Regions from separate parts of the Homo sapiens genome. Here region 2 is linked to region 1. The links are chromatin loops, found by intact Hi-C in ENCODE. Cell type or tissue: dorsolateral prefrontal cortex. All regions are shown on one strand.

Region 1 (5,000 bases):
CAGAATCTAAAAATAATTTGGGGTCCTTGATATAGTCATGCAACATTTGATATATTTCCTTTTTTTGAAGTTTCTGCTAAGAAAATTTATCAAATTGATTCATTTAAGTGCAGGGGCATAGAAATAAATGATCTCCTCCATTACCCAGAATTGTTTAAAATCATTTGGTAGACTCTCAATATTTCTTGCAGATTGACTTTGTTTATTTGTTTGTTTTTGGTCAATGCAGTATGGCAGAATGAAACGGAGTTAGTTTTTGGACAATTTTCATAGTTGCCAATGATTAATTCATCAGTCGTGATTTTTCAAACTATTAAATACAAAGTCCATGTCTTAGACTGAGTCCCCCAGATGTAGACCCTGAGACAAGGATTTGAGTTCAAGCAGTTTATTTGGGAGGAGATCCCAGGAAGTACTGCCATGGAAGTGAGGAAGTGAAACAGGGGAGGGAAGCAAACCAGCATTGGGTACGCTGAGGGCCAACGTACCGCTATGGGCTACCTGCTGGGAACCTCTGGGAGCCTGAAAGGAGCCCACCTGCAGTGAGCTGGTATTTATCTGCCGTCTCCCTGGGCATTGGTTGAGAGCTGTTAGGGCAGGGTTGAGTGTTAACTCTCCACGCTTCCCACTAGCCTGTGTGTGACACATATCTACAACTAGAGAGTCCTGGGCAGTAAGGGACGACACAACAGTGAGTTCTAGGAATGACTGACCTATACAACCTACATGACGTGTATCGATCGGGAGCCGGATGTGAGAGACAGAAGACTGAGTGTAAAATCATACAGTCTAAAGCCAACCTGGGTTCAAACCAGATCTGCTCCTGTTTGTATGTGACCCTGAGCAAGTTATTTAATCTCTTGGCACTCAGTTCCCTCATCTATAAAATAAAGATAATCATATTACCTACCCTCATAGGGTTGTTGTGAGGATTGAGTCGATATAAGTAACAAGTTTAGAATAATGTTGACTCATGGCATATACTATTTATTCATAATTATTATGGGGGGGGGGTGTTCCAAAGTAAATCATCAACCTGCCACCAACAGTGCACCTGTAGTAAATGGTTACCATTTACCTGTCTTCTCCTCACCTTTATTTGATAAAATTTCATTTAATGACCTTTCTATAGTTTTACTATCTTCACTAAGAATTTAGAACTTACATGGCCGGGCATGGTGGCTCACACCTGAAATCCCAGCACTTTGGGAGGCCGAGGTGGGCGGATCATGAGGTCAGGAGATCGAGACCATCCTGGCTAGCATGGTAAAACCCCGTCTCTACTAAAAATACAAAAAATTACCCAGGCATGGTGGCGGGCGCCTGTAGTCCCAGCTACTCGGGAGGGACAGAATGGCGTGAACCCGGGAGGTGGAGCTTGCAGTGAGCCAAGATTGCACCACTGCACTGTCTCCAGCCTGGGCGACAGAGCGAGACTCCGTGTAAAAAAAAAAAAAAAAAAAAATTTAGAACTTACCATGCCATGTGCAATATGCAATATTGAATAATCTCACTTCAATTGAAAAATAAACCTCATTTTTCATGCATACAGAGAAAAATGTATTCATCATCATTTTGGGGGATCATTTAAATCCCTCACCTGAATGCATTTCGGTAAAGTTTAGCTGAGGGGGTCTTATATTTGCCTAGAGAGAACACAATGTCTAACCATGCATTTCCTCAGGGAACTCTACGGTACAAGGCCTCTTTTCACCTTGTAAAAAGAGACTCCAAGCCCTGCTGGCAATTCACAATACAAAAAGGATATCTTATTGATATGAAAGTTGAATTTAATGTGATAGGAGCAAATCACTTTTCAAAGTGGCCAAGAGAGGGGGAAAGGGTTAAGAAGTCTCTATTGATGTAAGACAAATTAAAAGCAGAAATATAAGAAATGACGCTCCTTCCCAAGAATCCTATGAGTGGGTTTTTGTGGTCTTAAAATGTACCTTGATTCATCTACTTCTGTTCATGCATGTTTGCATGTACGTCCTTCTCCAAGCAGCTAGAGAAAATAAAGTTGGATGCATCAGCCTGTTCCCATTGTTTCAGGAGCAACCATCCAGTCTTTTAGATTCTAAAAGCCTAAAGATTCTGAAAGTGGAAAATTTATTGTTTCACTCAAAAATTCCATAAGCCATCTTCCTAAGTATGAAATAGCTTCAGGGAATTCTATTTTTTCTGATAGTTTGTCACTAAGTATTTGAGTCCATGATTTTCAGGGGAGCCAAGAGATCTCATACCAAATTGCAGGGAATTCCTATGATGTTTTTTAAAAGCAGCCATTTAGTGTTCTTCTCTGATTTGCAGACATGCAATAAAATCTTTTTATGCACCCTATTTATTTTCCTAGACATTTAAATTTTTTCATGCCCAGCATGCTCAATAATTCAAGCAGAGTTGAAAATGGCCAGGTTTTACCTTCCATGGGATTATCCTTGGGGACTGAGGGTTTAAAAGAATGACAGCTATGAAAAATCCCAGGCCTCCTCCCAGCTGTGCACATTGAACTGTCTCTACTGAAAGCAGTAACCTCTGCCTGCTTCACAGGAGGGATTGGCGAGCATCCTAACAGTCACTGTAAATCACAGCCCATCACACAGCTAACTCTAGAGCAATGGGGCCACCTAGACTCCAAATATGGAAGCGCTGAAAGGAAAAAAATCCCTTCTGGGATTCATTCCTAGAGGCTCCTTGAGATCTGGATATTGAGAGGGTAAAAGAGGAGCTTGTACATGTCTGAGTCTCAGGTGATCAGAGACAACTTGAATGCATGAGGATTTTTCTCCATAAAACACATTAGATATTAACTTTTAAATATTTATAAATATTTACATGAAATATCTTAAATATTAAAAATTATATTTTTATGAGTGTGTTGGCCTAAAGATGAATATATTCCTGTTATATATTAAATATTATATATTTATATATATAAAACATTTAATTTAACCTACCAGTTTTTTAAAAAAAATGTTAAAAGAAATAAAGACATTTAGACATTTTTCTGGGACCTTAAAAGTATTGTGGGCCCTCCACACTGTGCCTAGTGGATAAATTGGCATGGCTGGCACACACTAGGGAGGTCAGGGATTTATAAGGCCTAGAAGCCTTCCATCCTTTAGACTGTTAGAATGTTCTGAAAGATGTCCAAGGACACCCAAGGACTTACCATACTTTCCTGCATTTCATGAATTTCTTTCATATTTTAATGTTTCCTTTAATGCATCACATAATAGATGACACGTTTAACATTGAGGTGGTGGGACTCTGTTCCTTTAAAGTCTTCATTGAATTGATAATACTTTTAAAATATACAGTATCTTAGAATGGAGGAGGCATGGTATCCAGCCATGATGAGGAAAAGCAGCCACCCCTGCGCCCTGGGACCTTTCCTGACCTGGCTCTTTCCACTCCCTACCTACCCAGCCACACATCAAGAAGCAGTCCTTTGTCATTTATTAGCCCACCTTGGAAGCCACATTGCCGCAGTTCTGCTGTGCTCTTGGTTGAAGCAGTCACAAGCCCACCCCACTCATGGAGGAATGACAAGTTCACATTGTTGAAGAACATATGAAATGGGGATATAGTTGTTGTCACCTTTGGAGAATGTGATCTGCCAAACATCCCCCAACAAAGACAAATAAATAGATAGTTGGATCATTTCTTTCTTTTTACTTTTTTTCTGTTTTGAGACAGAGTTGTTCTTGTTGCCCAGGCTGGAGTGCGATGGCACAATCTTGGCTCATTGCAATCTCCGCCTCCCAGGTTCAAGTGATTCTCCTGCCTCAGCCTCCCGAGTAGCTGGGATTACAGGTGTGCACCACCATGTCTGGCTAATTTTTGTATTTTTAGTAGAGACAGGGTTTCACCAGGCTGGTCTCGAACTCCTTACTTCAGGTGGTACACCTGCCTCGGCCTCCCAAACGGCTGAGATTACAGAGAGTTGGATCATTTCTAAAGGGAAGTGGGTAGCAAGGGTGATGAACAAACAGAAATTACACTGTGTTCACTCCGTTATGCCACCGTCATGCCTGTGAGGGAGCAGAGCAGCTGGCTGTACAATTTCTTTAAGGAACATGGATATATACCCAGTTGGTTCAGGCAATGGGTGTTACTATCAAACTGTTTGCAGAGGAGTAAGGAAAACAAAAATGAGAGTAGCCAGGATGTCCTTCTCAGTCAGCTGAGATGTGACAGCTTGTTTAGGGTGGTTGTGCAATTTCAGATGTGTCATCCCCAGCCTCAGATATCAGTGTTTCTCTTTGCTAGAGCTCTACCATTATGGCTGCTTTTGGGGGAGTCCACCACCCCATTTCTCCTGCAGTTACCAGTTACCTTATTCCCTGCTTTTCCCCTTTTCTTGACTTACACCCCTTGTGGCTTCTAGAATGTCATCTTGGTCAGGTTTCCATCACTGATCTAGTCAGCTGTGTCCATCAGTGGGATCAGTGCTTCCAGATATCTACCCAGCAGAAGCCACTGAGGGTGTGGCTCCTCCTCAAGAGCCAGTAAGGACCCCATGAGGGTGTGACTCCTCCTTAAGAGCAAATAAGGATCCCATGTCTTATGGCTCAAAATAAATACTTTTCATTGCCTGCAGATGTTAATTTCCTAAGGTTAGGCCCAGGGTGAATAAAGGAGGAGAAAAGAAGACTGAATCTCTGAGGGTAAAACACAGGACAAAGTGAAATGACTTCTTCACCAAAGTAACCACCAAACTGCCTAGCATCTTCCTGCTCTCCTGTCTCTGGGAGAGTCTATTGTTTGCCCCATAATTACTATCCTTCAGCTCATTTGGCTCTTAATCATGCCTTTGAATGCAGCACAGACAGAATGAACCCAGCTCTTCTGACTGTTCTAGGCTCAGTACTCTTGAAAGTCAGGCTTCAAGTAGAGTCAATTCTAAGGGGTCTTTGGCCCCAGAGCAGTCAATGCATCAAAGTGGAATTTTCTATAGCATGCTTGGACCCTTGGCATCCAGCACCAAAGTAAAACAC
Region 2 (5,000 bases), 280 kb before region 1:
GAAATCTAAAAGTGCATTTACTGGAATAGGGTCTTTTTCATGCATTAAGCATAAATTGGAATTTTCAGGCTAAATTTGAACAGGCATGAAACTATACAAGGAGAATCAGAAATATACAGTGCTTAAAGGTGAGAAAAAAACACTCTGTTCTTTCTATTTTGTATAGCTTTTTTTAGATGCTCCTCATGTCCACTGGTGAAAAGAATGGTTTAAGTATTCAAGCTCCACACTGCAAAGGTATGGACAGAGGGGCAAGTTACTAAGGACATAAAAAATGCTTGGACATTGTAATACACCAGCTCCTAGAGATTACCTTAGCTCCAGTATGAATATAATCTATATTCGCATTCATTTGTAAAGACCAAGCTATCTGGAATTTCTGCCATTTTAGGAATATCTTGTATTGGTGGTTCATGATTGTAAAATTATTATTATCATTTTAGACTTAAAATTTATTTGCTCTGCATATAGTATGCTGCATAGTTACAACTAATATTCGGGGCTATGATTTTGCATAGTTTAGTTTGTGAGTTTATGGCTGTAAGAGAAAAATAGGGACATATTTCATATGTTGTAGTAAATTCTTCACATAAACATGGTGTGGTTTTTAAACATTGTGGCAAAAAAAATGTGTTTTAAAAACATAGTGGCAATGAAGGGTGTGGAAGAGATGGGGCTTAGGATAGGGGTGGGATGGGTGAGCACTTTCCAGGTGAGTTCCGGTGACAGTTCTCAGGCCAAGTACAGAGCGGCATGGGGGTGGGGACAGTGGAGGACATCCCAGCGGCCCAAGCACCCCATGGCTCTGGATACACCCCACACCGCAATCTTGGGCTTCTTATATTGATTCTGCAAGAAAGAAGACTTTGCACTGATGTTTGACTATGAATCACAACTACAAACTTTTCTAGTCTGCAAACAATTTCTAAAGCAGTTATTCTTGTCCAGTCCTCTATTTTTAAAGAAGAAGAAAAGGATCCCTAGAGAAGTGACTTTGAAATGCACAGGGCACTGGACCTGGGTCAGATGATTCAATCAGTGTCTTGTTTCTGCGTCTTCCTACCTGTGTGATCTTGGGAAAGGCATTGGCCTTTCTGGCTACAGCTTCTCCACTGATAGCTTTGTGATCATCCTTTCTATGGATGCTAGGAAGATTAAATGGGACAATGCACATCAAATCACCATGGAAATGATGTACAGCTGTACAATCACTGCTTCAAAGCAACTTACTCTAGGCACACAGCTAATCAGAATGCAAGGAATTCTGGCCACTTTGTGTAACTAATAGTCATATCAGTATGTTCTGGTGCCTATAAATCTTCTTAGATGCTTCTTTTCCTCACAAACTAAAATATAAGCCATTTCAGTTTCTTGCTTGTTTGTAGACTCCCCTCGAAGAAAATCTGAAGAGAAATTGTGCTTTTACCCAACAGATCATTTCCGTTCCCTGAAATTGCCCTTGCCACAAATTATCACAAAAACTGGTATCCTCCTCAGCAGCATGCAGGGGGCTGTCACTTCAGGGCTGACACACTTTCTCTCCTTCAGAGAGAAATTTCTCTAAAGCTCTGAATGCTGAATTCAAAATATCAGTGCTGTCAGGCCAGGTTTGCCTTTTAAAGAAAGGTCATTGCTGTAAGGGACGGATCTGTGTGCAGGCCTCAAATTGGGTGGGAATAGATTGACAGACATACTGATTCACCAGAAAGATTTTGATGGATAATAACAACCTTTCCTCTTTCAAGGGTGTGCTTAGGCAGATAGGAATAAGATATAAACAGAGTCTCTCTATTCTCTCTCTCTCCCTCTTCCCACAATATTACTTCCTTGGCATGTTTAGAGTGAAAATAAGTTTTCGTGGCTTTTACAGCCTTAAAAATATGGCTGCAACCAATTTTCCCAGGTATGTATTTCCCACTGCAATTCCTTCCCTCATCCCAAAACACATATATGTACACATGCACATACACTCACACACATGGAGGGAAAGGAGTTATCAATTCTTTAGTTACATTACTTAACTGGAATACTATCTGTGGCCCATTCCCCTGTAGAAGTCTGCCAAATTTCCATCCATTCTTTAACTCTCACCATTTTCATGAATCATTCCAAGATTTTCCCAGATAAAATTAATTTCCTTTCTCTCTCTCTTTCCACACACACACACACGCGCGCACACACACACACACACACACACACACACACACACACACACAGAGTCTCCCTGTACTGTAGGAGGGTTCATAGCCTTCTTTGATTATCAATGTATTTTTATTTCTGTTTCCCTACTAGGTTGTGAACTCTTCCTTGACAAGGAGTCTCAGACATCTATGTATCCCCCATAGAAACTAAGCATTTATTAAAGGTGTTCACAGAAATATTTAGCTGTTACAACTCTTCAAAGCCACCCCTTTTTTCTAAATCTCAGAGAACTTAGAGATGGTCTGTATTAGGGTTTCCTATGTCTTCTTCACTGGAAATTTTGGCCAAAGAGGACAAGACTACAAACAGGTCTCTAAAACTGAAGAAGTAAGAAGCACTGGGAAAGATGAGAAACATGTGGACATCCATGGCTATGTTTTCATGTGGCAGGTGTCCCTGACACAAGGTACAGCAGCAAGCATTGCCCAGAACATGGCTACTGGCTTAGCAATGCCATGGAGGGGATGCAGAAATGGGACATTAATGGCAATTTAAGGGCAGGACAACATGTACATATACAGATACAAGAGAAGAACATTTCTGGATTTAGATGAAAGGGGAAAACAAACAAGATGTATTACCAGTAGGAAAGGATGAGTACCCAGTTAATCCATTAGATACCATTTATATTTCAATTGTTAATGCCAATCCCTTAAGTGAACATAGGTTCTCACCTCTATATAAATCATTAACTTCTATTAGTAGATGAAAAAATACTTGATTTCACAAGCAGCACAAAGAGAAGGCCTGCAATAAACAAGGTTATAGGGTATCTCACTTGAGTTGGACAATATCTATTTTATAGTGAATATTCCAATAACGATTGTGAATCCTGAGTTTGAACTTCCTTCCTCTTCCTATTGGTGGTAGTGACAGGGAACATGTATGGAAGGCAAGAAAGAAAGATAAAAGATAAGATGAAGAGCCAACTAGCCAAGCCAAGACAGCCTTATTCACTAGTTCTCATAAATAAAAATGGTGCTAACATTAACTAAAGTGGCATAAACTATAGTAGGCAGTGGGCAATCATTAGTTTACGCAATAGACTAACAACCCATTAAGGTAGATATTATTATCTTCATTAGCCACATGGGGAATAGAGGTGCAGCAAGGTTAAACAACATGTTCAAAGGCCGTCCAATTAATCAGTGGTACTGCCACATCTGTCTGATTCTAATAAAAAAGGGAAATCTGCCAAATAAGAATAATACAGTTCAAAAAGTCAGATTAAATGAATTCAGAGAGGTAGCAGGAGATTCAGTGAGGAAACTGAGTTAAAAAACCCCTAAATCCCCTGAAATCTAAGCACCCAAAGGAGTTGGATGGCACTTATGGAGATACTTTCAAAACACAAGAGAAAAAGTTGAGGTAAGAAAAAGAATCAATTTGGCTAAAACTAGAACCTACACCAACATAATAGAAAGCTAGGTAACAAGGCAACTAAACCAGGTCACTTAAGCAGAAGTGAAGAAAATAAAATTCACCTGTAGAAAGAAAGCCCAGAATAGGAGACTATTTTTAAATGGGAATTAGTTGGAATAGGATAAGCATTATTTAATTCTACTGGGCAGGAGGAACCGAGGTAAACACTGATTTACTGACAAGGAGGAACATCTAATTAAAGAGGACACTTTTAAGATTAAGAGGTTAGGGTTGGTTATTGGGTTTTATGTTTTTAAAACATTCTATAAAAGGGTCAATCTGTATTCAGTTTCACAGACTGAATCTGTATGCAGTTTCACACAGACCACCCACGTGTGTTGGCAGATCCAGAAAGCTAGAATAGGGAAGGAAATGACTCAAAGTTATTTAATAAAGCTGATTTCACTCAAACTGTCTTGGCCTAAAGATATTTATTCCAAAATGAGAGGGCTTAGTGAATTTTGTCATGTTTGATTAAAAACCAAAAAAAAAAAAAAAAAACAAAAAACCCAGTAATTCTTTGGAAAACATGGGTGATGGGAAAAGTGGACATCATCTAGAAAAGTTCCAAGGTCAAGGATCAGTCAGACCAATTTAAAAACTAAAAACAAATCAGTGTCAGATATTAGCCAACTTGTAAAAACTGCAAGTGTTCAGAGGTTTGGAACTATAGCTAAATAGCTTTGATAATCAGGGTACACAAAACTTTGTACCCTTGAGATGACGGAGTAGGCTCTTTGAATTTACTTTCATGATAATTGACGGGAAGTATTCAACTTTTTTTTTTCCAGATAATATATGTTGATCTGTAGCTTGAATCGTTACACACAAAAATATGTTGGGTATTACAAAATTGAAAGAAAGATAGAAAATACTAGTGCACTTTTAAAAAGAAAGCACTAATGTTATACCATACTGCTTTTTAAGGCACTAGAACCATATGTTCATGATAGGGGTGGGGGTAGGGGGTTGGTGAGAATACTATGTTTAGACCTCAATGTGGATTTTCTTTCAGAATTTGAAAATCACTGCCAAAAATATGGTCTAGTATACACTGACATTTGGAGAGAGTACAACTGGATCAAAGGCTTCCTCAAACATAGGTTTCATTTGGTCACCAGTACTAGCATGTTCAAGCTTCTCTTTACAATCAAACATTTCTTAGGTCCACTTATTCCCAGTGGCATGTGGTTCAATGGTTCAACAAGGAAATATGGACAGCGGAAAGAAATAAGATTTAACTACTGGCACAGAAAGAACTTGTCCAATTAGCACAGTTTGCCAGGTGGTTATCTTGGATCTAACTCCAAGAATGACACAATATAGGAGCTATCCCTCCAAATTAGGTCTGAATTCAGAGCAGTATGAATTTGTAG

The links. Hi-C counts contacts between places; a loop is a spot of excess contacts. Peaks named below come from ENCODE experiments on the same cell type or tissue, not always from the same donor. Only the 100,000 strongest peaks of a DNase experiment are listed, where the experiment ranks them.
Region 2: a loop joins it to region 1, with 6 times the contacts of the local background. A loop is called at or near these places in 4 of 110 quality-filtered maps.

Annotation. Positions count from the first base shown.
Region 1 is chr9:19,920,075-19,925,074 of GRCh38, forward strand. It overlaps a transcript of SLC24A2 not described here. Among named protein-coding and RNA genes, the nearest start is that of SLC24A2, 130 kb to the left of the region's middle. In dorsolateral prefrontal cortex, CTCF peaks have their summits at 2,626 and 2,826; a DNase peak (open chromatin) is centred at 2,567; H3K27ac peaks cover 1,291 bases.
Region 2 is chr9:19,644,895-19,649,894 of GRCh38, forward strand. The region is part of intron 2 of SLC24A2 (solute carrier family 24 member 2); the gene reads right to left. Among named protein-coding and RNA genes, the nearest start is that of SLC24A2, 140 kb to the right of the region's middle. In dorsolateral prefrontal cortex, no CTCF peak of the experiment used is centred here; no DNase peak of the experiment used is centred here; H3K27ac peaks cover 4,837 bases.